Regions from separate parts of the Homo sapiens genome. Here region 2 is linked to region 1. A link is an interaction called in ENCODE POLR2A ChIA-PET data of the cell type or tissue named here. Cell type or tissue: PC-9. All regions are shown on one strand. Links, peaks and the distances in the headings refer to the core of each region. The heading gives the core; the rest is flanking DNA. Region 1 has its middle 18 kb from the start of CCDC144NL-AS1. Region 2 overlaps SPECC1 (sperm antigen with calponin homology and coiled-coil domains 1).

Region 1 (15,273 bases), core at 6,204-11,203:
CCCTCCTGTCTCTACTGCCTGGGCCACTGGCAGAGTCACACCTGCCATGGCCACCTCTGAGCTCTGTCTGCTCGGCCATCTGTCCTGCTGCCACTTTGTCCTGCAGGAACCTAGGCCCAGAGCTGTGAGGGGGAGGCCAGAGCGTGCCCAGGGCCTCCACTGGGGATGTGTCCTGTTCGTTTGAGTGGTGACATCCAGGTGGCAGCTGGGGGCTCCTGCCTGTAGCAGGTGACAGGGCTGGGCTGGCTCAGCACACTACTGACCATGGCTGCCAGGGAGCAGGCCAGGGAGGCTGAGGCAGAGCTGGAACCACAGGCACAAGCCAGGCAGCATCCTTTGGGGCATGGGTGAGTGGCGAGCTGTGGAGTGCTGCCAGGAGGCTGGGATTCCAGGCCAGGGACGGGGACAGCCCTGCTGGTGGAGTCCAAATGCCAGGCAGAGGGGATGCACACCTGCCCATGCTCCTGCCTTGCAAGAGGGCATCTGCCTGGGATCAGAGCCTAGAGCCTGTGGGAGGAGAGTTGTGGGGTCCCGGCATGGGCAGGGTGGCAGGTGGGTCCCGCGTGGTTGGGACTGGGCACGAGGAGGCCTTGTAACTGGTGCTGGATCAGCTGGGTCAGGGGCCACACACCAATGACCTGGGGATGGGGGTGGCCCTGGGTGGGAGCTGGTAGTGCTGAGGTGGCTGAGGACCTGTCCACTCCCAAGGGAAGGTGCTGGTGGGAGGACCACCTCCGCAGCCACCACCCTCGATGCTGACCTGGGTTGCACTGGCATCTCATTGGGCGTGGGGACTCCGAGAGTCCAAAATTGGGTGGAGACATTTGGGGACACAGCTGCCTGAATTCCTCATGGCCAAGGGGGTGGGCAAGGGCTGCAGGGAGGAAGTGTCCGCTGTCCTGGCCAGTGCACCAGGAACGGCTTTCTAACCCGGGCAGGAAGGCGTGAAGCATTCAGGATGTGGGGGCCACACAGTTCCCAGTGTGCACCTAGGGGTGACCAGGAGGAGGAAAGGCGCCAGGGCCTCCCCTACCCCCGCCCCAGGGGCACTCCGTAGGCGAGATCCCTGCAGATCCTAGCTAGGAAACGCCAGTGAACGGCAGCGCAGGGAACGGGGCGGGGCCGCTGGCTTCGCCCACCGCCGCGGTGTTGGGGGCTGGGGGTGGCCCTCGGGACTGGTGTGGAGCCTGGGCCTGACCCACTGACTTGGCTGAGTGGGGAGACTGGAGGGTCGCATCCGGAGCTGGGCCCGGGGACGCCCGCTGGTGGGAAGGGTGTGCGCGCGTCGGAGGCCGCGGCTGACCCTGCTCCGGCGCTGCCAGGTACGGCATCAGCCCGGACAGCATCATCCTGTACCGGCAGAGCATCGGCACGGTGCCCACCGTGGACCTGGCCTCGCGCTACGAGTGTGCCGCGGTGGTGCTGCACTCGCCGCTCACCTCGGGCATGCGCGTCGCCTTCCCTGACACCAAGACGACCTACTGCTTCGACGCCTTCCCTAAGTGAGCGGCCCGGGCGGGGACGGAGGCGGGGCGGGGACGGAGGCGGGGCGGGGCCCGGGCCGGGCGCTAAGTCTCACCCGCTCCACGCCCCTCCCGCAGCATCGAGAAGGTGTCCTAGATCACGTCGCCCGTGCTCATCATCCACGGCACGGAGGACGAGGTGATCGACTTCTCGCACGGGCTGGCGCTCTACGAGCGCTGCCCCAAGGCGGTGGAGCCGCTGTGGGTGGAGGGCGCCGGGCACAACGACATCGAGCTCTACAGCCAGTACCTGGAGCGCCTGCGTCGCTTCATCTCCCAGGAGCTGCCCAGCCAGCGCGCCTAGCGGCGGCCCCAACCGGCCGGACCTCAGCAATAAGGCGGCCCCCGGACCTCACCCCGCGCCGGCCCCCCAGGGGCTGCATGTGGACCCCCCGGGCGGCCCGGGGGACCCCGCCCCGACCCAGGGGCTGTGGACGATGTACAGGCAACAGAGCTACGCACTCCTTTCCTTTTGGAAGCAAGAAGAAAATACGTGAAAACGGAAATTAAAGATTTAAAATTAAAAAAAAAAAAAGAAATCAAGAACACAATATCTGGACCCTTGATTTGAATCCACAATCAGTGTCTTTCTAACTGGGAAATTTTGGACAAAGTTTTAAACTTTCCTGAACATAAAATGCCTAGCTAGCAATAACTTTAGAAAATACTAGGAGTTTGTAAAGTTACAAGAATCAAATGAGTTAATAAATGTAATGTAAAGTAATAACTGGCACAAAATAATTATAACATAATTCATTATTATTTTTTAATATCTAAATTCTCTAGCTTATAGTTATTTTGAACAGATAAATATATACAATTAAAATTTCTAATATGTGTTTTTGATTACTTATCATGTAGAAAAATATAGTTTTCCAGATGAAAATATAGTATCTAATGTAGAAGTCACAAATAATATTTATTAAACTGGAATGATATCATTTTAAATTATTTTGGAGCTCATTAAAGTAAGTCTGCACTGGCCAACTTTTTATTTATTAATTAAATTTTTGCCTAGCACAGTTAATCTCCTTTTCTAAGACTTAATTCCCAAATCTATAGTCTTTCTTTTCCCATTTGGAGATGAGTGGGAGTACTATTCCTTTCTTGCCCATCCCTTTCTCTATTTTCATTATAATAACCAATATGCCCTTGCCTAAGCATATGCCCCCAGTTAAAAATACAGATTCACTGTACTGTTTCACCAAATTTAACCTGTTATTTCTGGAAATAGGGTGTTTAAAAATGGGTTTGTTATTTCTTAATACATGCCAAATGTCATCAGTATATCGTGGTCCAGATGTATTCTAAATACCAATTGAAAAACATTCGTAAAGCTAAGAACACACAACATATTTCACTGAGTGAACAACTGTGAGAAGCCTGGGGATTGTAGGCATTCTTGGAAAACTATTATTTTTTTTTGCATGTGTGTTACAAGCATTTGCATAGGTTATATGTTTTATAGCTCTAGTTATAAAAATAGAGAATAAATTACATTCCCTCACATCTGTACAAAATAGCAAGAATACACATCTACAGAAGTTTAAAGTATTTACTTTTTTTAGTTAATACGTTTCAGAACCTTAAAGAGAGCAAATCATAATACCCATTGATTATAATGTCACATTTTAGTTATTACATTATTACATTTACTTATTATAACTTTTAGAATTTTAGGAGGAAAACAATAATTTTGAGTGTGAAATTTGAATATTTGCACCCTAAAAATTTCCAATTCCGTTTTCAATAATTTAGTAGAATGTTTCTTAGAGAAATAAGAAGACAATTAAAAACATGAAGTACTAGGTTTTCAAGTATATTGCAAAGCCATAAATAATATATAATCTATCAGTGGTACAATAATTAATATATTTTTTCAATTATATTAAGTTGTAAGAACTCAATGCTCCTAAAATTTTTAAATAATACTATATAAAATCAACTCAAATGATATCAGCTCAAATTCATGCATGCATCTTTGCAGCTAAAGTCCTTTAAAATTAAAAATAATTTAAAATTTTGTCATATTTATGAACCCATTTTAAAGAACATAACATGTCATACAAATGTTAATTTAATACATAATGCATTAGTAAAAACTGTTCTGTATACATATGTTTATGTTAGAAAACTATTTTTAAACAGCAATTAGATTCTATTGTTTCATCAAATTACTAAATCACAACATTGCTAAACTCAATTTTTACTCTCCTAAACATATTGGAATCTATGAGAATATACAGTAGAGATAATAATTTGAATAGAATTTAACTTATATGTTTTAGCAAAGAAATAAAAACTGGAATATTATGGGTTTCTAACATGCCTATTTGTTTGTTAGTTGTCTTTTTAAAAATTTCTTTATAGAAGCATTTTGAGTGAAGCCCACAGATTATTTAATAACTTATTAGTTATTCAAAAAAGTCTGTCCTTGTTGGCAATGTGGAAAACACCATAGAGCAGGGGTCGCCCACCCCAGGAGCTGCAGACCAGTTACCTGCTCATGGCCTGTTAGGAACTGGGCCTCACAGCAGGTGGTGACCTGCGGGACAGGTAATGCTGGGTGGCATTACCACCTGAGCTCCGCCTCCTGTCAGAACTCAGAGCGGCATTAGATTCTCATAGGACCAGGAACCCTACTGTTAACTGCGCATGTGAGGAATATATGTTGCACACTCCTTATGAGAATCTAATAACTAATGCCTGATGATGTAAAGTGGAAGAGTTTCACATACCCCCATCCCCACAACCCACTCACCCAGCCATCCCTGGTCTGTGAAAAATTTTCTTCCACAAAACTGGTCCCTGGTGCCAAAAAGTTTGGGGAATGCTGTGTTAAGGTGAAAAAGGGTACATGTGGTAATTGTAAAAAAAAAAAAGTTCGATAAATATAGGAAAAAACTCTAACATCATATGTATATGTGGACATATATACTTACATATACATGATTTTCTGATTTGAAGAATGTATAAAAAATGAGAAAATGACATTGAAAACCTTTTTAAGGATCATTCATAGTTAAATATACTCTCGCTCTCTCTATATGTATATATAATATATATAATATATAATATATGGTATATATTTATTATATACATATAATATATGGTATATATTTATTATATACATATAATATATAATATAGTATATATTATATACATATATGTATATAAGTATATATTATATATTTATATACATATATTATATATTTCATATAACATATATTTATATATGTATATATTATATATAATTATATATTTATATATGTATATATTATATATAATTATATATTCATATATGTATATATAATATATAATACATATTTTATATATATTATATATATACATTTTATATAGACAGGGTCTCACTATGTTGCTCAGGCTCACTCTAGCTCAAGTGATCCAGTCTTGGCCTCCCAAAGTGCTGGGATTACGGGCATAAGCCACTGTGCCTGGCCCATAGTTAAATATCTTAAGTCAAAACTGATCATTCTACTTCCTTTCTCTTCCTCGCTTCATTCTTGAAAGGAATTCAACACTGAAAAAGAGGTGGAGACTTAACTGAGTCATTCACAAATAAGAACTTTAGAAAAGTGAAAAAACATAGTTATATAAATCATTTCCAATGATTTGTTCATCTTTAAAACATAGGCCAATATTTCTACTTTACCCAACTTTACTCAGCTGTAGGATGCAGTCCAGAAACATCTTAGTGTAAGAGTATTTTTTCATAAAATGTAAGATAATTTATTTAAATTGAATGGCTGATCAACCATAAGAATTCCACTGTAAAGTAACCAAAGAAGTACAATTCTTACAAAACAATCATGAAATACTTTTAAGAATTAAAGAAAAAGTAATCACTTTTCACCAAGAATCAAACTTTTAGTTGGCATAGCATAAAATAATTTCTCACACTGGCAAAAGAAAAACCTCCAGAAACCTGCAGGCAAATGTCCTCTCCCCACTCCCACTCCTAAAGAAAATACGGGCTGAACCGAGGCACCATGATCTCTCTTGCCTCTTGGATTTGCTCTCTGTACCACAAAGCTGTCTTCTAGTCTAATCCCACTCATAAAGCTGAGCAAATGGCATACCAAGAAATGGCATACCAAGACAGAGGATCTAACATGTGTTTGACCTTTCTGAAGCATCTCAAGTCCCTGGATTCCACCTCCTGTTCTCCGTATTTTCAAACATGTTCTCGAACATGGGTTTGACCTTTCCGAAGTATCGCTAGTCCCTGGATTCCACCTCCTATTCTATATATTTTGTAATGTTAATGTCCAGTTTCATTGTTAAAATGTGAGTTTCTACCCAAGTTGTTTCTTATTTGTACCTGAAGACTTTGAATAGGCTCTGGCACTCCCAGACATGGGATATCAAACAGATGCAGGCCTTAAGTAGGTCATAGGACTGGACTTACATACAAGTGGCTGTGGCTTGTGAGACTAGGTTGTAGTGGTTTTTTTGTTGTTGTTGTTCTGTTTTTTCATTTTGTCTAAGGACTTGAAAACCTTCAGGGGAGACGTGTGTTAAGATTTGTCTTCTAGTGATCTTCTTTTAAAACACAAATCAATCCTGTTAAGGAATCCATTAAATTACTATTAGTGCGAATGGACTTTTTTAGGTAGCATGGATGAATTCAATGTAAATGCAAATGTAGTATGTGGAAGAAGAGCCATTCTCATTCTATGAACATAGGACAGGGATGAGAATATATATAACCTATAGTTAATGAAAAATATATATTTCTGATTTATGTGAAATCAATTTAAGAGATTACATATATATATTCTATAGATATATGATTTTCATCAGAGCACAGAGGATGAAGAGAGAAGAGAAAAGATAGGAGTGGTGGCTACTAGATCCTCTTGGGGGATTATTTTTAAAAAGGCAGTTTTTTGCCAATAAATGGGCACTAACACCTTCCAATAGATATCCATTGGCTTGCAGAAAAAAAAGTGTCAAAAAATTTATCATTGGAGAAAAGTCAATGTTTCCATTAGTATTAATGTGGCTAAAGATGGCTCAAGGGTAAAATTATTCAAAATACTATGCATCACAATAGTGCCACCCTGTGGACTACTCTCTCTCTCACCCTATGGGGAAAGAGGCTATGTGAAAGGAAAATGAATTTCTAGAGCAGCAAAACAAAATTCTTTATTTTTTTTACATAGAAATTGATTGTGTTTGCTATCAGTGATGTAATTATTTTACAAAGAAGCCCTTGAACTATGGCAGAAATTCTGGATGCTCTGTCACTATGTGTCAATCTCAATATATCAATCATAACGCGTGTGATTTGGGGTTAATATGAAGCAAAAACAAACTTCTCTTAGGTTAAGTATATTTTCCGAGATTTAAACTAGTTTCCTAATTTTTTTCCCCAGGTTTCCAAATTCTTAGTGTAACACCAACCAAATATCAAAAGAGATTATTAGAGTTTCAATAAAATAAATAAAATTAAAGAATAAGTTTATAATTCACATTATTCCATTACATGCATTATTAGAGAGGACATTTCATTAAAGCATGCAAGCTGCATTTTTTTTAAATTTCGACATGTAGATAGTTTAAACTAGAAGCCAGCCAACACTTTGATATAGCATAAGACAACTGGGAAATGTCAGTTGACTAAAGTGGTTATTTGAAGAAAATAAGCAAACACAATATTCTTTTTGTCTATTGATATGTGATGCTGTACTGTTATTGGGCAAACTTTTTAATTAATAGAAAACTCTAATGCTTATGATGACAAAAACACGTTCTGTAAAATAGCACTGTATATGAAAATAGGACAAAAGGGGGAAATTAGAACTCTGAAACCACAGTGTCAATGAACATCACACAGATTGAAGATCACAGTAATGAATGACCAACATCTTTAGGCTGGAAAGAGTGGGAAAAATTAAGAATTTCATGGAGATGTTATTTTCAAAAATAAACTCAATAAAATCACCAAACTCACCATTGGGTTCAGAATGTAACCAATCATCTCTTTCACTTTTATGTTACCTTTGTGGAGTTTTATTAATGGAAATGAAGAAATTTACTAGAAAAACATGATTGTAGGCACTGTTAAATTTACTTTCTCTTTGTATAATTTCATGAGTGACCTGAACTGCTTTGCAGCATCAGTAGGGAAAAAGATAAATATATGAAATTAAAAGGTGAGAATAAATTTAAAAAGTTTTTATCTCTCCAGTGAGAAAGTGATAATCATAATGTTTAGTTAAAGCTATCATCTAACCAAATCCATCAGTACACTGATTTTTTAACTTGAGATTTTAATAATGCTGAAGCATTTCCGTCACCTCAGTATTAGTGCTTCCTTGTTTAAATCTCAAAGGGCCACCATCCAAGGCTGCAAATATACAAATGATAAAATTTTGGTATTTAAGAATACCCATCTTCTAATAGGACAGCCATGACAATAATAATGGCATTGATAGAAGAAAACAAGAAAATTTCAAGAAGATAAATACTAGGGAAAGTTTTTAGATTAACATGCAAGTATGATACCCTCCCTCACAAAAATCTTCATTAACACTAAGCCTGTAAATTTCATAGAATACTTCTTGAACTAGGAGAACTGGAATCACTCATCCTGTTAGAATGCAATTAATTGGAACCTCTTGAACCAGTATCTTGTGTGTTAGGAGTTGTAAATCTCAACTGTTAAGCATCTTCAGGCACTAAACAAGATCTGAATACTAACGGGTTCATTTATTTCACTGATTACTGTATGCAGATATGAAATTCCAGGCACTGATTTTTCATTAAACCACTCTCTTAAGGTTAACTTGGCTCTCTCTTTTCACCTATGAATCCATATGCTTGCCACGAAAATTGTAATATTGATTTTTAACATTTCCCCACAGTTCAAAAATATTGTTTGCAAAAAATCAAGGGCCTTTTCTAACAATTCATGTAATTCCTGTTATTAGCTAATGTGTAAGAGTAGGGAACAATTAAACATACTGTATACAAAATCTTACCATGCTGAATTGCACCCAAGATATTAGTTCAGTCATCCTTCAAATTACCTCACAACTAAAAAGGATCAGATACTTAAATAAAAACTTCAGGCAAGGTAGGAAAGAAGTCTTTTATCATCCCTGTATATTGCAAAAGTGTTCCATTCTCTCGAAATTCACATTATATTTATTAATGAGCAGCACATGGAAAGAAAGAAAATGAGAGAAAGAGAAAGAGAAGGAAGGAAGGAAGGAAAGAAGGAAGGAAGGAGAGAAGGAAGAGAAGAAAAGATAAAGAAGGAAAGAAGTCAGGATGGTAGGAAAGTGAGAGACAGAAAGAGGGCTAGAGCTAGAGATAACGATGAGAGAGATAAAAGAGATAAACTCTAATGTCTTTGATATCCCCCAATTTAAAAGAGAAGGATGTGACCCCCCCCCGTTTACATATAATGGAACAAGCCAAGTCTCCATTTACTACATGTGGACAGTAAGAAAACTTGCATGGGGAAAACTTTTGGGGGGAAATGAAGGTGATTTCCGAGCTGCTACTGCAGTTGTATATGACACTGACATTTATTTCCTATAATTCTTGCCCACAGGAAACACATCCTATAAGAAACTGAATAAAATCAAGTTTGACATTCTCATAATCTGCAAGGCATCAAGTTCCCTGAGAAGCTCACATTCCCCCAAAACACACACATATATGTAAGGAGCAAGACATTCAGGCGATGAGCTGTGAAAGGTACTTCCACATTGTGTGGGTGCCAAGGATTTGGTTATTCCTGAACCTGAATCCAAAAAGCGGGGGTGGGGTGTGCGATGACAAATGAGGGTGAGAAGAATGTTTCCATGAAACCAGACACCCTTTTGGAATCTAGGCTGAGAATCAGGATCCCACCCCCTTGCCTACCGCCAGGCTCCAGTAAGCAACCTCTGGCGTCCTCCCCTCTGCTCCTTCCGCAGCAGCAGACATAGGGATCCCGAGTAGCCAGAGAGCTTAGGTCCCGCCGAGAGCTCCTGCCAAGCGCTTCTCTCTCGACTAGTTATCAATTGAGAAAAAAAGGATCAGAGACACATAAGGATGGTGATCAAAATCCAGTGTCAGGCACCAGGTTCCCAGAAGGTTCCAGCTCCTCTTCTACGCCCTTACCCAGCTCTTTTCGCCTGGCAAAGGGTCACCCAGGGAGCCCCCAGCAGCAGATCCTTCCCTTTTATAGCACCAATCTTCGCCGCCACTGCCACACTGCGCGCCCGCTATCCACTCACCGCACACCGAGAAGGCCTGGCGGAGACAGCGCAGGGGGAGGAGGGTGGATTAAAAGGATAGATTTTTGGAAGGGTAAGGGAGAAAAACTTTGATGTTGTACCCACACACAGAACTGAGAAGAAACCAAAACAAGTTGTAGCTTCAGGAGCGGGGAGGACGCTTTCGCCAGCTCAAAAAAAAAAAAAAAAAAATTCACCCCCTACCAAATCAGGGGGAGGAAGCTTCCTGTTCCTTGAGCGATCACCGAGCGCACCTCGCAATCTCTGATCTTCGAACCCACTGAAAAAGCACAAGGCATGGGGAGTCCTGTTGGTTCACGCCCCGGGTGCGAATACCAAAAGCAACTCCCGCTGGAAAGCCTGCAGGAAACTCGAGACAAAGACAGAGGCAAACGCAACGCTGGGAAGAGCCAGGGGTGCTGCCGTCTGCAAAAGCAGAGACGCGTCTCCCTTCGGGCAAAGTGACTGCTACAAAGTCTGTTCCCTCCTGCGCAGGGACAGAGACATTTAAAGGCCTGAACGGACGTCAGCACCAGTAGAGCTCGCTGGGTGAGCGCCAGGCCTCCCCGCCCCAAGGATAGCGCGCACAGGGCGATCTGCTGCTCGCGAGGTAGAAAGTGGCTTACTTGGGGAGAAAACAGAGCTGGTGGCGCTGCTGAGTGTCAAACCCTGGAGCCCATCGTCAAGACGTTATATTGGTGGCAGTTCTGCTGTGAGTGCACTTGCCGAATTGAACAGAGCCAGAGCTGCGTGGAGAGAGGTCTGGCCACTCTGTGCGCGCACACCCAATATTGGCTTACCAAGGAACTCAACACCTGGTTTTTAGAAAGAAACACTTTTCTCTTTAGCTCTGGTTTGAGTCAGTATTCTGATTCGTTTCTCAGTTAGTTGAAATCCATCAAGATGTCTTTTACAAGAAAGGGATTAGACTTTCCCGTTCTTGAAATTCCAATCAAGATAATACTTAATCTTTCCTTAAGCCCCACTGTCTACTTCCTAACTCAGAGTCACAATGGATGAAAGTATTCAAGTGTCTTCAAATGACCATTACCCTGCATTCTAAGACGATTTGCATACTTTGACGCCCTTTAGTAACTGCAAATTATATTTTTTCAAGTTCGTTTGCCAGCTGGCTTCAGATCAGGTTCAGTCAATGAAAGCTGGTGTGTAGGAAATCGGCCGGTGCCCAAAGGGTAACAGCTAGGTTGTTCCTCCTCCTTTGCCTCTGCTATGGGTGACATCTACACCATTACCTGTCCTCTAAATGGTTCTAGTTTCCATCAGGGAACGCTGGCTCCTTGTCTTTAGTAGCTTGACCTTCCCCCTTTATACTTTCAACCTGTTTCTGATTATAATTTGATTTCTCATATAGAGTAATCAGAGGGAGACAATTTACTGATTTCAACCAATTACTATTCTCTATATTTTATTTATTTATCATACTATAAGACTGCATTTTATGTGTGTTTTAAGCATGATTCAGCCACTCAAAATTTGACAAAAGCAGCATTGGTAGCTTCCAAAAGGAAGGTCAGATCCTGCTGTGTGGTAAACTAATTAACATGAGATCTACGACCTACAGGCTTAGGGTTTTACTTTGATGACTGTTATTTTTATAATTCTGAGTATCAGTGTTCAACATATTTGATGGCTATCCTCATCAAATGATCCTAATTTATTCATTCACTTATTCATGTACTCTTTGAAAATATGTATTGACATCTTCTGTATCCCTGTCCTCATACATATCTCAGTTTTGTTGCAACAGAGGAAAGCATATGGTGAAACAAGGAGTTGGCCCCTTCTTGACAACTTGTGCAGATACAAGTGCTTTGAATGGGGAAGAGACTGGGAATGCAATTTTCTTAGTGTGGTGAGCTATTCTGCAATATTATAACAGATTCAATATTTAAAGAGCTGCAACTCAAAATGAATAAGATAAATTGAAGTGTTGTGATTTAAGTGCAAATTAAACTCTCCAAAACATCAAAATACAGGTTTTGCATGTAATTAACAAAGCAAAGAGAGACTGTAAATCTTATGTGGTAATTAGATTGGTCCATGGTAAAACTGAGGTAGCTGGTAATTTATTTTTCTATGTTGGGAAAGAAATTTAAAAACAAATATAGTAAACAGCAATTAATGTTTTATGATTTGTAAATAAAGTTATATTTTTAAGATTGAAGCCTCTCTTACCATTCTCGAAGAGCCATTTCAAGCCTTGAATCTCTCAGGGCTTCAGTTTGAATTATTATAACTTTCCAGTTTGAGAACATTTTTCATTTATTCAACACTTAAATTGTATGAGATTATATTTTCAGGAACAATTATGTTTATTTTTTATATGAAATAAAAGTGGACAAAATATTAACTCATAATTTTAAAACTGTTATTACAACAAATACAAGGCATATTATAATTGTCAATAAAAAGAGAAGTGCCTGTAAAATTATAATAAATCATTCAAATATCTTAAAAGCAAAATGCATAAAAGGTAGAATGTATATATTTTCATTTGAATGACTGTTTTTTAATTAAAAGAAATAACAGGATTCTTAAAACATTCAATTAGAAACTACGGATTTTCAGCTTTTCCCGATTCTATTAGAAATGTAAAACAAAATAAATTTAAATTCAAAAACATGACGGACCCTTCATAATGTATTCTGCCTACTCATTCCATGTCACTTCTAATTTCTCCCTTCATACAAAATATGTTGAAATCATACTAAATCTTTGCCTTCTGTGCTTTTATTGTAACACACTCCATCATCTTTGCAGTTGCAATTTTCTGTTCATATAATTTGCCTTCTTCCATTTTATGGCTTAGCATCTTTTTATCTTTCTTGGATCATCTAAGGTTTAGCTTTCTTGTGGAAATCTACATTGGCTGCACTTCCTAGATATTCCCATTGGGCGTTGATATCCTCTTATAGCACTTCCTCCACTACGATGTGTTGCCACACTTACTAACATAGCTAACCTGTTACACAGTAAGAACTGTTAGGGGAGAGTTAGGATAAAAAGACTAAAGTGGGTAGAGTTAGGGTTTGGGTTACAATACTAGCTGTATCTTGATTTGCTAGCATAGCATACATACTAGTCAACAAGTATATATGTATTGAGTATATCTATAAATAAATCAATAACTTTTAAAACATGGACCTTTGGTTTCTATCTTATAAAAAGCTTCCCTAAAATGTATGAAAGGTCTCACTGACTTTATGAAATATACATTGCTCTGATTTCTTATTTATTTTTATTTATTTATTTATTTTGAGACAGAGTCCCTCTGTCGCCCAGGCTGGAGTGCAGTGTCACAATCTTGGCTCACTGCAACCTCCGTCTCCTGTGTTCAAGCAATTCTCCTGCCTCAGCCTCCCGAGTAGCTGAGATTACAGGCACATGCCATCACACCAGCTAATTTTTATATTTTTAGTAGAGATGGGGTTTCACCATGTTGGCCAGGCTGGTCTCAAACTCCTGGCCTCGTAATCCGCCTGCCTTGGCCTCTCAAAGTGCTGGGATTGCAGGTGTGAGTCACCGTGCCTGGCCCCTTGCTCTGATCTTAGTCTTCTTAAGCTCTGGTCCTTAACATTTGAGAATGTCTGACAGGACCCATGAATTTTATTTTTTTAAAACTTGTATATGCCCAAAATTTGCATGCAGTTTGTATGGAATTTTGCAAAATGTATGGAAATCCTGAAGTCTGGTTTTTTTTTTTTTTTTTTTTGGCAGGGTCTCATTCTGTCACCCAGACTGGGATGTGGTGGTGTTATCGTAGCTTACTGTAACCTTCAACTACTGGGCTCAAGCAATCCTCCAGGCTCAGCCTCTGAGTAGCTAAGATTAAAGGCATGTGACACCATGCCCAGCTTATTTTATTTTATTTTTTTCAGAGACAAAATCTTGCATTAAAGCCCAATCTGGTCTCAAACTCCTGTCCTCAAGTGATCCTCCTGTCTAGGCCTATTAATCCCAAAGGGCTGGGATTCCAAACATCAGCAGCTGTGCTCAACCTTGAGGTTCTGGCTGTAATCTGGCTGTTATTTATCGAAACAACAGAAGTTCTTGGTATTAACAGTCATTCTTCTTCAGAGAGTCACCCCACAAGACTCAGATGAATATAGTTAAGAAGCCAAAATGAGGTCATTATGGCAGAACAGAATTGATAGTGCACATTAAAAGACATTACACACTTTGGGTGATTCAACTAAATCATAGTCTGAAATGCAGTTACAAAGTGGTAATGTTCAAACGATCATCTATTAGTCAAAGTTACAAGAAAAGTCCTGGTTATGTTGGTAAAAATTGTATCTGTGATTATCCATCTTCAAATGATTTGTTAAATGTTTATTAAGATAAAAAAGTTACATTTCAAAAGTATTTATATTATTTGTCAATTCCTCCATAACAAATTATCCCAAAATAAAGTATAATAATGAAATTTTAAAAAAAGATGAGAAACATATTCTTCACCACAAAAAAAAAAAAAACCTTTATTATCTCGAAGTTTCTGTGGTGCAGGAATCTGGGCATGGCTTAACTGGGTCTTCTATTCAGAGACTCTCACAAGTTATAATCAATCTCACTCACATGCTTGATGGTATATTCAGTACTTTGACAGCTGTTGTCCAGAATTCCATATAATGTGAGCCTCTTCAGTATGGGAAGGTTTCTTCATCAAAATGTGCGAAGCCAAAAAAAAAAGCCATTGAAAAGAGTCCAAGACAGAAGTCACATCTTTTGTCAACTAATCACAGAATCAACCTCTCATCATGTTTGCTGTATTCTGTGCAACAGCAGCAAGCCTATGGATCCAGCTGACACCCATGGGGAGGGTATTAGACAAGGGTTGGAATCCCAGGAGATGGAGACCATTAGAAACTACATTAATCTGCTGATTACAGTAGTTTGCCAAAGAATCCTGAGATAATAATTCTGGGCTCAAAGTTCTTATGAGGCACTGAGGCAGGACAATAAAGTAACAGAAAATAATACTATATTAATTTTAATGATTTACTAATACTAATATACTGGTATAATGTACTAAAATAGTATACTACATTTTTGGTAATTTGTCCAGGAGTAATAGAAACAAATCCAAATATTAAATATCAAAGCATATTATAATTCTATGATAATTAACTCTGTAATTTAAAAAGTCTAATATAGGAATATACCAAAAAAGAAAGCTTTAACAATATACGTTATTGCCTAATATATCAAAATGGAGCCTTCACATATGAAATTAGTAAAATATTTTTGACCTAATAATTTCATTTTTAGCTTTTCTCTAAGAAGTCATATTGTTTGCAAAAATGTTATGTACCAAGGAGTTTATAACATGCAGTTGTAGTCAGGAAAAATTTTAAATTAAAAATGTGCAATAAATATATGTAAAAACAGAATAATATAGGCATCTAAATAGCCCTATATAAAAAGGCAAACATAAAATTACAAATTAGCATTAACCAAAAATATGCTCTGAAGTA
Region 2 (15,273 bases), core at 6,132-11,131, 680 kb before region 1:
CGTTTGTTGGCTGCATAAATATTTTCTTTAGAAAAGTACCTGTTGATGTCCTTTGCCCACTTTTTAATGGGTTTTTTTTTTCTTGTAAATTTGTTTAAGTTCCTTGTAGATTCTGGATATTAGACTTTTGTCAGATGGATAGCTTGCAAAAATGTTCTCCCATTCTGTAGGTAGCAGTATCCTTCTTGACAGTTAAAACAAAATGTGATTTAATTGTGGATATCTTTCTTGGCTTTGTCTATCTTACAAGATAATTCTACTGAAACAATAGTATCAGTTAAAAACACAATACACCACAGAGTGTCTTAAATGAGATAGGACCTTTTATATTGATAAAAGTACAATTCAAGAATAAAAAGTAGCAGTTACAAAGTCCACTCACTAAATAGCAAAACACTGGAAATAACTAAAGCAAAACCTATTTGAAACACATGGAAAAACTCACAAGTAAAGTGGGAGAATTTAACTGTCTTACACAAACCATTTTTTCAAAATTATCATGGAATGGTTAATATATTGATCTATTCTAAGGCCAGGAAGAAAACGTCATTACTGTTGTTCAAGGGAAATTTTACTGGTCACTCTGTGATCGTAATGCAATAAAACTGTAAATAATGAAAGTTGACATTTTAAAAACTTATTCTATTTGGAAATTTTGAGTCAAATAGGAATTGAAAACTACAATTATAGATCATTTAGAAAAATAATTATGAAATACTAATAAAGTTACAAATAATAAGCAAATTTATTCCTCTGAAAACTTTTATTATCAAAAAATAAAGAATGAAAATTAAGTTCTACACAAAGGACATTCAAAAGAAAAGAAACAACAAAAGAAATCTGGGATAACCGGAGGGAGTTTTTAAAAACGGCAGACATTAATGAAGTAAGTTACGACTGTGTCTGTTTCACTCTTCTCTTTCCTCAGTACCTAGCCCAGCCTTGTCCCTGTCAGAGATCTCTGTTTATTAAAAAAACCTCAGCAAACTGAGAAGACAACCCCAAAAATTATATGGGACCAGGCATGGTGGCAAATGTCAACACTTTGGGAGGCTGAGGTGAGAGGACCGCTTGAGGCCAGGAGTTGGAGACTAGCCTGGGCAACACAGTGAGACACCATCTGTACAAAAAAAAATTTTTTTAATTAGCTGGGCATGGTGGCACTGCTTGTAGTCCCAGCTACTCAGGAGGCTGGGGCAGAAAAAGCCTAAGAGTATGTTCTTTGTTAAACAAATGAAGTAAAGTTTTAGTTAGACTCATCAAGAAATAGGATAACACAAATACCCCAAATTAGCTATATATATGTAATGTGTATATATATATTATATTATATATAATTTATATTATATATAGTGTATGTAATATGTTAGCTACATATATGTGTTTATATATATACTATATATATAATGTATATAATCAGGAATGTTGGATATTTTTTAAAAACTAGAATAAAAAATAGAAAATCTTGATGAAATTAGGAAAACAAAATTACCAAAATCAATTCATAAAGAAATGAAACACTTGGACAGAAAAATATTCTTGGAAGATGTCACAAAGTGACTTAAGAAAATAGCTCCCAGCTGGGCGCAGTGGCTCACGGCCTGTAATCCTAGCACTTTGGGAGGCCGAGATGGGCGGATCACCAAAGTCAGGAGTTCGAGACCAGCCTGACCATCATGGAGAAACCCTATCTCTACTAAAAACACAAAATTAGACGGGCATAGTGGTGCATGCCTGTAATCCCAATTACTCGGGAGGCTGAGGCAGGAGAATCACTTGAACCCAGGAGGTGGAGGTTGCAGTGAGCTGAGATTGTGCCATTGCACTCCAGCCTGGGCAACTTGAGTGAAACTACGTCTCAAAAACAAAAAGAAAATACCTCCTCAAATAATCCTGAATCCAGATGGTGTTATAGGTAAAGTTTTTCATATATGAGAAAAATGTAATTTCTGTGCTATTTAAAGTTATGTGGTATGTTTCCCAAAGATATTGGATATTACATATTACAGAGGATATAATAAGATATGTACAGATGATTATTTCTTAATTTAATAATTAACATATGCTAGAAAAACTATAACTTGTACATTTAATCTATGTCTGTTGCTTAGGATCAGGTTAAGTCAAAGAAGAAATTAGTCAATATTAAGTTTATGCAGAAAAATATTAAACACATAAGACAGCTGAATGCAAATATAGCCAAAATTATGAAGGTGATATTCAAATAATAGAAACTTGAAAAATATTCCAAAGTACAGAAAAGATGGAAAGCATTCCGATTTGTTTTGATAAAAGTAGTACTAATACTGTTAATACTGTTTCTGATACCAAAGCTTTTCAAAGATGGTATGAACAAAGAAAGCCACAGTATATTCTTACTAATGTAGATGCTCTCCTTAACTGACATATCAGCCACATTTAATCCAACCATGCATTTAAAAAAACATTACACCATTGGCTAAAAAGTGGCTTATTCTAAGAATGCAAAAATATTATTATATAAATAGAATTGGAAATATCAGTACATTTAAAGATAAAAATTAACATCATACTGTATGTCAGTAATGCATTTAATAAAATTTAACATCTACCTCATAAACATTTAATTCCTGTTGGAATAGTCTGGATCTTTTCTGAAGATAAATAAAATGCTCTAAAAGCAGCACATACCATGCTTAACAGGAAACTAAAAACATCCCCATAAAGGTCAGGGACAAAACAGTGGTGCCCATACAAGACTGTATGACACTGTTTTCAAATATACTAGCCAAACCAGTAAGATTTTAAAAAAATGGTTATTAAAAAATGAGAAAAAATTAGCATTATTTGTAGATACTAGAATTCTCTTGTTAGAATAACCAAGGAGATCAACTGAAAAAGCATGAGAACTTATGGCAATTTAGTAAGGTAACCAGCTTGGAAATGAGTATATAAATTCAGATATATATGTGTGTGCTTGTATGCTTGAATGATTCAGATATGTATGTGTATGCTTATATGATGTAGATGTATATGTAACAGTAGTTTTATGTTAGTAATCAGAAACGATGGTATATTTTATTTTATTTTTTTGAGGCAGGGTCTTGCTCTGTCATCCAGGCTGGAGTACAGTGGTGCTATCTGGGCTCACTGCAACCTGTGCCTTCCAGGCCCAGGCAATCCTTCCACCTCAGCTTCCTGAGTAACTGGGACTACAGGCATGCGCTACCACACCCAGCTAATTTTTGTATTTTTTGTAGAGACGGGGTTTCACTATGTTGCCCAGGCTGGTCTTGAACTCCTGAGCTCAAGTGAGCCACCCACCTCAGCCTCTCAAAGTACTGAGATTATAGGCGTGAGCCACTCTGGCCACAATGGTTTGTTAAAAGGTTTCATTCACACTATGAACAAAATGTATAAAACCTGAGGAAGAAATAAGAAGTGTGCAAGGCCTCTGTGGGAGCTATAAACTATCTACTCAGGGGCATAGATACAAACTATCTCCTCAGAGGCACTGGTGTTGATGTGGTAGGTGTCCTCCATTAAGTGGAGGAATTATCATTATATATTATAGTTCTGAAAATCAGAAATAGCTGCTGAATTTTCCAAAATGCCTTTTGGGCATTCACACAGATCTATTTTTCTTTTTAGATAGAATGATTTGATGGATTTAAATATCTTCACCTTACAATAAACTGTGTCAGGTTTTTCTAAATCTTCCTTTTGGAATTTTTTTTTTTTTAACATGAAAGGTGAATTAACAGCATTAATTTTTCTTGGTCCCTTATTGCGTTATATATAAAATAAGGGTATGTGTGCATGGTTAGTTCTAAAGTTCCTGATAATTTTAACATTCTGTGATCTTATGGTTTTAGACATTTTTTCCCAAGAGACAGGGGCTTGCTCTGTTGTTCAGGCTGGTCTCGAACTCCTGGCCTCAAGGGATCCTCCTGCCCTGGCCTCCCAAAATGCTGGTGTAACAGGCATGAGCCACCGCTCATGGCCAGACTTTTAAACATTTCTAACTCAGAGAAGTGTTTGGATTTTACCTCTTGAATGTGTTGCGCCAATTTGCTTTAGGTACGGGATTTCTAGTTTGTTGAATTCTATTTTACTTACAAAAATTTTTTATATGGCTCCAATCAGATCAAACCAGCCTATGTAGTATCATAGAAGTAACATTAAAATATTGAGAATTTTGAAGGGTTCCAGGTATCCTGAAGACTTTACCGTCACAGGACAAAAACACTTATAGGGCTGTCCTTCCACCAGACCCAGCCTCTGCTGTTCCATTGCCCTTGCTGCCCTCCTCCGTCCAGTTTGTCCGCTACCTTCTTGCTTAGCCAGGATGTGTGTTGTTTGGCATCTGCCTTCACATGGACATTGTGCTGCAGTTGGTTGCTTCTCCAGCTAAGTAAGAACTGTCTGAGGATCCATGTTTATCTTTGCCATCTCCATGGTCTCCAACACTCTGCAGAGTCCTTAGCAAAATGTATGGTTTTAATGAATTGATGGCAGCTGTCCCTTGTATTTCCAGGAAAGTTTTGAATTCTCAGGAGAAAGTAGGTTTGATATTTCAAAACGAATGTGGTTGGCCAAATGTTTTATATTGGGATTAAAGAAATTATTTTAGTACCACAAACTTCCAGAAAGCTTGTCCATAAGAGTTTTTCCTCACCCCACACCACTACAAAAGTGACCCAGAAATCCTGAGCCAGTGGAACTCCCAGGGGGGTGCAGGTATCACTGGGACCTTGCCCACCCTACTGTCTCCTTTCATCCCTGTCCCAGAGACCTAACATCACCATGGTCTCCTTTCCCTCAGTCTTTCATAAGTATTTGTAAATACTCTTTTACCAATATCATTCTTTCTCTGTTATTTTTCCTTTTTAACTGTTGCTCTTTTACTTCAGAAAAATTTTTCTTTTTTCTTTTATGCTCCCCTCATTTCCAACTTCCTGTTCCAAATTAAGCCTAATTATGGTTGAGTGTTAAGATTACGGTTTATGATAAACCTAGAAAGATAAAGTAATACATTTTTATGTGAAACTATATCTAGTAAAGAACTGGTACCAACCACCTCCAAAGCCCTTGAAAATCCCCTTTGTTTTATCTGCCAGAGAATTCATCTCTTTCTCTAATTGGTCCTGCTTTTCTCTCTAGCACAAGCAGCCAAATTTTAAAAAAATCTTGGAAGGTTACATTATAAGCAGTCTAACCTTTTGATCTGTAAGCAGATAAACAGAGTCTATTCATAGTGGTAAAAAACTGTTATGAAAATTATCTGTTTATAGTTATATTTTGGCCTCTTTTGCTCTCCCCTCAGTCGTATGTTATAGTATGCTGAAGATACATGGAATTAATATACTTCCAAACTGGACCAAAAATGTCATATAACAGCCTGTATTTGCAGGTTAACAAAGTATGAGTGAGAGGGGTATGTGGCTCTGAGTGCTTTGTTTGCCTGTTTGTATTTGTGTTTCTGTGTTCCTCCTGCACAACTTCCCTGACAGCCTGTGCTTTATGCTTTCATAGGGATTTTGAATCATAAGGGAAAGAAGAAAGATTGCAAATCAAGAGATACCAGTAATCAGATCAATGATGAAATTTTAGTGTAAACTATACATTAAAATGACTTCTTCTGTAAATTTTGGTATCCAGAACCTTATGCTAACCCTTTCAGATAGAAAACAGGGCTTGAAGTATCACAAACATGCCTTTTTCATTTACTGTTTTTTTCATTACTTAGGTTATTCCTATTTTTTTTTGAGACAGAGTCTTGCGTTGTCACCCAGGCTGGAGAGCAGTGGTGCAATCATGGCTCACTGCAGCCTCGACCTCCCAGGCTCAAGTGATCCTCCTGCCTCAACCTCTCGGGTAGCTAGGACCACAGACGTGTGCCACCTCACTTGGCTAATTTTTTTAAATTTTTAGTAGAGGTAGGGTCTTGCTGTATTGCTCAGGCTGGTCTCATCCCTATTAATGTGAATTCTGGTACCAGCTTTGACTCTGGAGATGCTCTGGGGCTTCTTGATGGCTGTGGTCAGCCCACACCATGGTCATGTGCTTGCCAGCATTCTGGTCATTCCTCTCTTATCTGCTGCCTCTAATCTGTTCCTGTGTGCCTGGAGACTGGTAGCCAAACCTGCCAGAACTGTATACAGACCAGAAGTGCTTCTCCTAGTAGTATGCAGGTGTGGAGTTTAGGGCACAGTCATTTTGAGCTTCTCTGGAGCTCTCTTCCTTTTCCCGCTGATGACATTATCTCAGGTAGCTGAGTGGCCATAGAACTGAGTCTTAGATAAAGTGTCACTGCACAAGCATGTGGTCAGGTGCTGTTCCCCTGCCCTGGCACCTGTGGAAGGTGTGTGGGCCTCCTTTCTGTTGCTTTCTTGTACCACACCACACCCCTTCTGGCCTCAGGGCTCCTGCATGGGCTTCTCTGTGCCTGGATGCTCCTCTCTCAGCGTGTTACAGCTGATCCTCCATGGGTTGACTGCAAGGCCCAGTTTGCACAGGATACTTCCAGTTAACACCTGATTGTGGATCAGTTTACTCCTGTTATTTTTACTCTCAAAAAGTGCCCCAATTTGGAAGATAAAATATACTGTCTCCTACTTAACCATTTCAGGTCTCAGTCCAGTGTCACCTCTTCAGGTAGACCTTTCCCTTTCTCTCTCAGGGGGCAAGTCTCCTGGTTTGCTGTGACTGCAGAATAAACCCCAGGGCTTGGTTGGGCTGAGCCAGGGTTTGCCAGCAGACAAATTCAGGCTTCTTTCTATGTGAGGGCCCATGGCAGGCCAGCGTGGGAGGACGTGAGATGGGAGGGGCAGCCAGGTGCTGGGAGGGTTGGGAGAGACATGGGGAGGAAGAGTGAGGACTGAAGCCAGGGGGAAGAAACATGGAAGTGTGCTGTAAGCTCTGTGCCCACTAGCCCTTGATGAGTTTTAATCTGCTTTACCCCTCAAGGCTGTAAGAGTCAGATCTGAGTGTTTTGAAAATGAGACGGTGTGTGCGATTAACTTGAAGAGAACTGATACAGGAGAGATCTTTGGTGAGGCCTGATTATAAGTGGATGACAAGCTTCATTTTTCCTAGGTGATAGGTTGGACTGTTAGACAAAACTTTGGATTCAGAGAAAAGGCACTCTAGGTGCATTTTGCCTCCTTTCTTTACCTTGATGGATTTTCATGTTGGTCAAATGAAGACTTGGGCTACATCTATGAAATCCCTTCCAATTTTTAGAAGTATATAATTCTGTTGTACGCTCTAGTGAGTCCAGACTATAAAGCATTTTGAATTTTACTATTTCTTTTCCCCTAATTGTGGGCCAGAAAGGAAAATTTCCAAATAAGGATGCACAGTCCACTCTGGGAAACACAGGGAAACAATAACTAGAATACAAGTCTAGCCTTTGCCCTGGCATGAAAAGAATGCAGACTGTTAGCTGACCTAAAGGTTTCTGTTTTATTTCACGTTTAGGTGAAATGGTCAGCTTTGACCATTACTCCCAAAGAAGTTTCTCTCCAGACTTTAAGATATTTGTGCAACATTAAGATGGTTTTATTATCTGTGAGACAGCTGTGGTCACTTTTATTTATCAAAGTGCCATGTTTATTGTATATGTATCAGGAGCAGTGCTGGAAAGCTAAATTTAGAGAAATAAACCTGGGCTCACAAATGATTATGGTGACATTCAGTATACCCCCAATGACACTATCACTATAACATTGCTAGGTCGCCTCCCAGCAGTCTAGCCATCTCAACCATAAAGGAATGGCGAAGTAATGATGGCAACTTGCCTTATTGGAGAGTGTGTAGACTGCCGTTTTAAACTGTAATTGTCAGGATTAGACCTCAACCGTGGTGAAATGTTGGGCATAAAGGTACATGAACAAAGCTAAGTGCAAAGTTGTGTGAATGCTGATTCAGTCTTTGTGAAAGTACAGTCCACAGGACACAAATTGGCAAAATTCATTTGCCTTACAGTGTTTAAAGTTTTTTGAATTATAACATTTTGGGCCTGAGTTCTCCACTTGCTGCAGTTTCTGCCAGCCCCTTTGTTCTTTACTTGGCTCTTGCAAACATTTATTTACCTATTTAGCTCTATAGACAGTTGAAGTTTTTGGTGTTTTTTTTTTTTGTTTTTGTGGAGACGGAGTTTTGCTTTTGTTGCCCATGCTGGAGTGCAGTGGTGTGATCTCGGCTCACTGCAATCTCCACCTCCCAGGTTCAAGCGATCCTCCTGCTCAACCTCCCAAGTAGCTGGGATTACAGGCATGTGCCACCACATTTGGCTAATTTGGTATTTTTAGTAGAGACAGGGTTTCACCACGTTGGTCAGGCTGGTTTTGAACTCCTGACCTCAATTGATCCACCTGCCTCAGCCTCCAAAAGTGCTGTTTACATGCCTAAGCCACTACACCTGGCTGGCAGTTGAAGTTTTGACCCCTGTTTAAAAAAAGAAAAGACTATTATAATACTGGAATTTAAATTACAATAAAGGTGATTTTTAAATAAAATAAATTTTAAAAATTAAATTGATATACTGTAAATATGCAGTTAGGAGATAATTGATCTTCCTGGTTACTTCCCAGGGAAGCAGGACTCAAGACCCAGATTTGTGTGCAGAGTTTATGGGGGTTGCTTCTGGGAACAGTACCAATGAGGGGGTGAGGGAAGCCGGTTGGGCAGAGGGAGAAGCTAAGATGGATGCAGCTGCGATAGCTGCCTCTTCAGTCCCAGGGGATTGAGCTGGAATGGGCCTTCACCGTGTCCCAAATGGAGACCAGGTGGTCACATCAGTCTCTCCCCCCCATCAGTCTTGGAGGGGAGTCTGCAGAGAATCTGTTTCTTTGCCTTTTCCAGCAGTCTTGCCCTTCATTTCCTTTATACATCTCAAACACTCACCGAGTATTTTCTTCTTTCAAAAGTTTATTCTCGGGGAGGTGGCTCCCTGGCTGACCACAGGTCCCGCCGGCATTCAGCCTGGCTGACTCAGGAGGTCAGCGCCTAGACCTGACTCATTTTCTTCCGCTCCTTGCCGACCTCACCAGGGCCTGCTTCCTGGCACCTCATTTGACCAAGCCCTCTGCCTTGGTCAAAATGACCAAGGCAAAATTTTGGTCAAAATTTTTTGAAATGTTAGTTTCAAAAAAAATCTTAACCTCCTCTTTGCCTGTGGTGGGTGGGCAGGCCAGGTCAGGCTCACCCTGCAGTGTGGAGGGTGGGGTCAGAGGCCCCTGGACAGCCTGGGGCCGCCTCTGTGCTCCGCAGCTCAGTTTTGGCGGGAGAGCCCTGGCCAGTTGTCAAGAAAGTGCGCCTCTGTTTCTGGGGTAATGCTGTGGGCCCAGGACCTTCAGCCTGCAGCCCCCAGAGGGGATGTAGTCATGCCAAAGCTCCTGATGCCATCATCATCACGTTAGAACCCCTCACCACCACCTCCACTCATAAGTCATTTGCCCTAAGCCAGCACAGCACTTCGAATTCAGGCAGTTGATCATCATCTAAGCGTGAATACCATTTTATTAATTTTTGCCTAGAAATTGGCACTCCCTTTAAAATCTTTTAATGCTTTTGTTTACTGCAAGTTTTCTTCCATTACTTTTTCTTCTGTGTGTGCCCTCTCCTGGCTCTCTGGCTTTCCTGTTATACTTGTATTGGATCTTTTCAGTCCTCTATGTCTCTTAAATTTTTAAAACTTCTATTCATTTCAGTATTCTTAGTCGGTCTTCTCATTCATTGATTGGATTTTCTGTAGTGTTCAGTATTGCTAGTGATCATTATTTTGCAAGTGACAGCAATCTTTTCTGATGTGACATTTTCCCTTTTAACAAAGATGTTTTTCTTTAAACATCTTACTGAAAATTGGTTGACTTTCTGAAGGACTATTACTACACTGGCCTTGCTGGGTATGTGGGTACCCATGACTGTTCTGCTCCTGGAGATTAAGTACTGGGACTTCTGTAGCTCAGGTCCCTAGGGGGCCTGGGCCTCTGCCGGGTGGGACAGTGGGCTGGATGCACATGTAGGGTAGGCTTTAGTGCAGCATTCCTAGTCTGTGAACTTCTCCTGTGTCATGCCAAGGGATTTGAATCCAGGTGTGAATTCAACTACTCATAAAAGAGAACCATACTGACCTATGGCACATTGAGTAGAGAGTATTTTTTAAATGAATTAGGCCTGATTTAAACTATATTCAGCCCCCTTGGCTTATGTAAATGCGCAAATTTCTGCAGATTCTCTGCATAGAAGTTTTTTTCTTCATGCTTTCTGGAGCGAAAATTCTTATCCTGGCTTCCTTTATTTACTAGCTGTAGGATCGCAGGCTAGTTTCTTGCTTGCTTGCTACATTCCCCTCCTGTGTAAAATGGGGCTGTTAGTATTTCCTTAGGGAGTTCTTTGAACAAAGCCCAGAAGTTAATAAGTTCTCAATGAATGTTAATAAATGTTAAATAAATTATCAGAAAATGTTAGTTTCAAAAAATCTTAACCCCTTCTCTTTTTCTTTTGTCTTCTCCGCCTCGTTTTCCTACTTTTCAGTCATTTTACTTGAGGGTAGGCAACATTTCATTTCTCACCAAATGCAGACAGGTGCTTCTCCCTACTTCCGTGTCCCTCTCCTTCTCCCACTACCCTTCTTGCCTTCTCTAAGGTATTATTTATGTAGTCAGGGAGTGTATTGGTTCCTGTTGCTGCTATAACAAATAACTACAAATTTAGTGGATTCAAAAACAATGCAGAATTATTTCCTGGCAGTTCTAGAGGTTAGAAGTCTAAAGTCAAGGTACTGGCAGGGCTGTGTTCCTTCTGGAGGCTTCAGGGGAATATCAGTTTCCTTGCCTTCCCAGCTTCTAGAGGCCACAAGCATTCCTCAGCTTGTGGCCCCTTCTTCCCTCTTCAGAGTATATTGCTTCAACCTCTTGGGCTGTCATCACATCTCCTTTTTCCGTCCCTGATTGTCTTGCATCCCTGTTGTAAAACCCTGGTGATTATATTGAGCCCAGCAGAGAATTCAGGATAATCTCTTTATCTCAATATCCTTAAGCACATCTGCAAAATCCCTTTGTTGTGTGACATACTCACAGGTTCTAGGGATTAGGATGTGGACATATTTGGGGGATTGTTATTCAGTGTGCTGCAGGAAGGTAGATGTGTAAACCTTTTATCATAGCATAGTGCAGGTGGGACTTGCACAGCGGTACCCTGAGCCAAAGGTGTGGACCTCAGACAAGGAAGCAGTTATTTCTGAGGACATTGGGAAAAGTTTGATAGAAGAGAGATGTTTGAGCTGAGTCCTAAAGGATGAAGAGGCCAGGGAAGTTTGGAAGGCTTTTAGGCTGAGGAAACAACACTTGCTAAGAAATAGACTTGTAAAAAAAATCCAGCAATTTTGAGGAATAGTGAAATCTTTGATGTTGCTAAGACACAGGGTATATTGAGGAGAGTGGTAGGCAAAGAAAATTGTAGGTTAAAACTAGAATGTGCTGTGATAATGAGCTTCTAATGTATCCTGTAAAGAGAGGGGAGCCAGTGGAGTTGTTTTGGTGGCTTTTCAATTATAAATTTTTGTCTGATTGTGTAAGTAGTTTTCTTCTTCTAGAAAATGAAGAAACCAAATAAATAGATCAAGAAAATAAAATCATTCAAAGCCCTGCTACTCAGAGATAATGACTGTTGACATTTCTGTGTAGTGTCATTATTGAGCCATTTGTGTGTCTGTTTACCCAGTTGAAACCTCACTGTATATTAAATTTCATATCTTGAATTCTTTAGTTAACGGCATATCAACATTTCTTCATGTAATTAAATACTCTCAACTATCCTTAACATCTCCATAATATCCTATTGTATATATTACCATAATTTATTTAATCCTTCATTGTTAGATTCAATATTTTTGTATTTTATTTTATTTATTATTATTTTTTGAGACAGAGTCTTTCTCTGTCGCCCAGGCTGGAGTGCAGTGGCGCGATCTCGGCTCACTGCAACCTCCGCCTTCTGGGTTTAAGCAATTCTTCTGCCTCAGCCTCCCGAGTAGCTGGGCCCACAGGCATGTGCCACCACGCCCGGCTAATTTTTGTATTTTTACTAGAGACGGGGTTTCACCATGTTGGCCAGAATGGTCTTGAACTCCTGACCTCGTGATCCGCCTGCCTCGGCCTCCCAAAGTGCTGGGATTAACAGGCATGAGCCACCTCACCCAGCCATATTTTATTTTATTTATTTATTTTTGAGGCAGGGTCTGTCTTGCCCTGTCACCCAGGCTGGGGTGCAGTGGTACGATCACTGCTCACTGCAGCCTTGACTTCTCAGGCTCAAGCAATCCTCCCACCTCAGCCTCCCTAGTAGCTGGGACTGCAGGCATGAGCCACCACTCCCGACTCCTCTCTATTTTAAATAATACTAACACATAGATCTGTGTTTAAGTTTTTGAATGTTTCCTCAGGGCAGGAGTGCTTCTCCTCTGTTTATTCTCTTGAGACGTGAGATCAGGTAGAAATGTTCCCGTGTCTAGGTGGAGGAGACCCCAGTGTGCCCTTTCATTTACTCCTGGGCTCTAGAGTGGAAACTTCTGTGTTTTTCTCTGTGTGATGATTTGTGTGGGTGCCAAGGGCCAAACCCACATTTAGCAAAGAAATAGTGTGATCCACTTAAAAGGGGGTTTAATAACTTGAGATGGAGATATCAAGCTGAACATTCACAACAAGCATAACTAAATCAGAGAGGCAGAAGAAAGCATTAACCAGAAAAATAAGTACTAACTTTTAAAGAGTGATTACTCCTGATTTAAAACTTTTACTAGATGAAATACAAAGGGTAACAGACTGTGTTGAGAACTGAATTAATTTTCTGGAAGGAGTGTCTTGTAAAACAAAGATATTGTGAGGTGAAAAATGTAAGATGCTTAAGGGATCTATGTAGGAGACCTAATAATTGAATGATAGGATTCTTAGAAGGGGACAAAGTAACAGATGGAAAATACATCGTATTATAAAAGAAGAAACCCATCTGAGCTGAATAAAATGTTAGACTTCAGATTGAAAGGACTCATGGAATTCTTTTTTAAAAGACAATTGCTGGACTGCAGCAATAAAGATAGAAATCCTGTCAACTTCTAGGCAGGAAGATAGGTCTGTTTTGAGGGAAATTGGGATGCCATAGGAATTCTTACCCACTTCACAAAGAAGCTAGAATAGAGTCTGTATGGATTATTGACTCTAAGGAACTAATATAAATCTTCTGTATTCAGACATATCAGCCTGGGTTTTTACTTGCATGCCACAGAAGCTGATTTTGGTTGGCTAATAAATTTTTAAAGATGTTGAGTTGCTGTGAAATTGTTAGAAGGGCTAGAGAGAGATGTCTGCAGGCACTGCAGCCAGGGACAGCGCATCAAATCTTACACAGAATTGGCCCAGGCCGGATGCTGCTGCTGTGTTCCTGGGCGTAGACAGTGTAGCTTGCACCAGATGCTGCAGGCACTAAAGTCTACAGTGAGTGCCTTGGCCACTGCTTTCTGGGATCTTGATCTTGCTGCAGCTACCATTCTTGCAGTGAGCATTTTCCATCATAGTCCTTGCTTTGCAGCATTAGTTCCTGAATCAAAGTCTGGGACAGGTGTAAATAATGGCAGGGTCAAGGGGGCCTCCTAGCTGCAAGGGGGCACTGAGAAGGCAGGCAGCTGGCATTTTTAGCTTATTTAATGGGAGGTAGACCCTACCTTTAACTGAGACTAATAAGGTGGGAAAGTCCCCAGGCTTAGGAAAGAAGGGTTCAAAAGCTAGGTAGTCAGAAAGAATGTCAGAGATCAAGTACTCTTGCCCAGATATAATTCAGCGAACCAGGGCAAAAGAAGAATATTTTTAGCCATGAGGGATTCATCCATCTCATTTGAACAAATATTCAGATGTCCAATTGGATGCTGGTAATTGGCTCAGAATAGAAATATGAAGATAGAAGAAAATGAATAATATAAGTAACAGTAGAGAGCAGTGAATGTTGCAGCAGGAAACATTGCATACATAAATGGAAGATATTAACACGGCTGAAGATTCAGAATGTAAGTGTAAAGTAAGAATTCTTGGAAGGATCGTACTGCCTTGGAACATCTAGGAAATAGCGTGGAACTAAAAATTCTAGACCATCTCAGCAAAATCCTGAACTAGGATTGCAGGCATTCAGATATAAAATTCCTCTAAAAATTTCATCTTTGTTGGTGTGGGACTGGGGGGCATGGTTATTTAGTTTGGATGAAGGTTTAATTAAGAGTGTTAGAAATGGCAGGTAACTACTAACCAAGTAGTAAAACATAGTATTCCCAAAATAACAGGGATCAAGGATGATAGTGAGCACAGAGGTAAGCAGGCCAGGAAGGAATAAAGAGAAGTAATATCAAATTAGCAAAAGCGAGGAGAGGAAAAAGATGAAATGAGTTAACAAATAGTAAACAAAATCAAGTGGAAACAGTAAAGCCAAATGAGCAGCCCCACAGTAAATACTCATCAGCTAAACTCACCTATTAAAAAACAAAGGTCCAGAATATTAGTGTCAGAGCAAGATGCAAGAACAAAAGCATTGAACAGGACTAAGAGGTACTATATATTGGTAGAAACCAAAAATATAAAGTATAACTGCCTTTAAGCAGCAAAATGCATAGAACAAACACCAGGAACAAAAGAATTTGGTAAGAAACATATTCTACTAAGAGATGCTAATTATGTGTCTTTTCTAATTTGACGGGTCAGCTAAGCTAAATTGCCAACTTGGATGCTCACAGGGGCCGGTGGGTGGCATGAATATGTGAATTATATGGTGAGAGACCAGGGATGGTGGGAATTGCACAGCGAACTGGATAATGCATGTCTTGCCTAAAGGCATTGAAATTCATACATTTTAAAGCACTTTGCCAGCCAAACAAAATATATTTGTAGCTTGCTTGCAGCCTGCCAGTTTTCAACCTTTGAAACAAAAAAGCAAAAGTATAGAGGTTAGAAACAACATATGCAACAAATGTATTGCATATGTTGCAAACATATTTATTGCGAAAATGTACAGGGAATGTACATTTTCCCCTAGGTCTAGGGAGTATTTACAGAAGTTGATCATGTCATTTATCACAGAAAACAAAAAGTGAAATATGAAAATTTTGATTTTTGTATGCAATAACCTGTCCTGTCAGTCCAGTGAAATTAGTGGTAAAAAAAAAGAGATGATTATAACAACAACAACAAAAACTACCTTGGAGTTAAGAGCCACTGTTGTAAAATAATCTCTGCACCAAAAGAAAAT

Evidence for each region. Peaks named below come from ENCODE experiments on the same cell type or tissue, not always from the same donor. Only the 100,000 strongest peaks of a DNase experiment are listed, where the experiment ranks them.
Region 2: POLR2A ChIA-PET joins it to region 1 with 6 read pairs; 1 of 35 experiments calls an interaction of 5 or more read pairs at or near these places.

The regions. Positions count from the first base shown.
Region 1 is chr17:20,842,435-20,857,707 of GRCh38, forward strand. It overlaps the pseudogene ABHD17AP6. Among named protein-coding and RNA genes, the nearest start is that of CCDC144NL-AS1, 18 kb to the right of the region's middle. RefSeq lists a silencer at 1,437-1,556. In PC-9, for the core only: a CTCF peak has its summit at 6,625 (motif pointing left); a DNase peak (open chromatin) is centred at 9,276; H3K4me3 peaks cover 1,670 bases.
Region 2 is chr17:20,165,819-20,181,091 of GRCh38, forward strand. All of the region lies in intron 3 of SPECC1 (sperm antigen with calponin homology and coiled-coil domains 1), which reads left to right. Among named protein-coding and RNA genes, the nearest start is that of SPECC1, 160 kb to the left of the region's middle. In PC-9, for the core only: no CTCF peak of the experiment used is centred there; a DNase peak (open chromatin) is centred at 8,983; H3K4me3 peaks cover 629 bases; H3K27ac peaks cover 3,821 bases.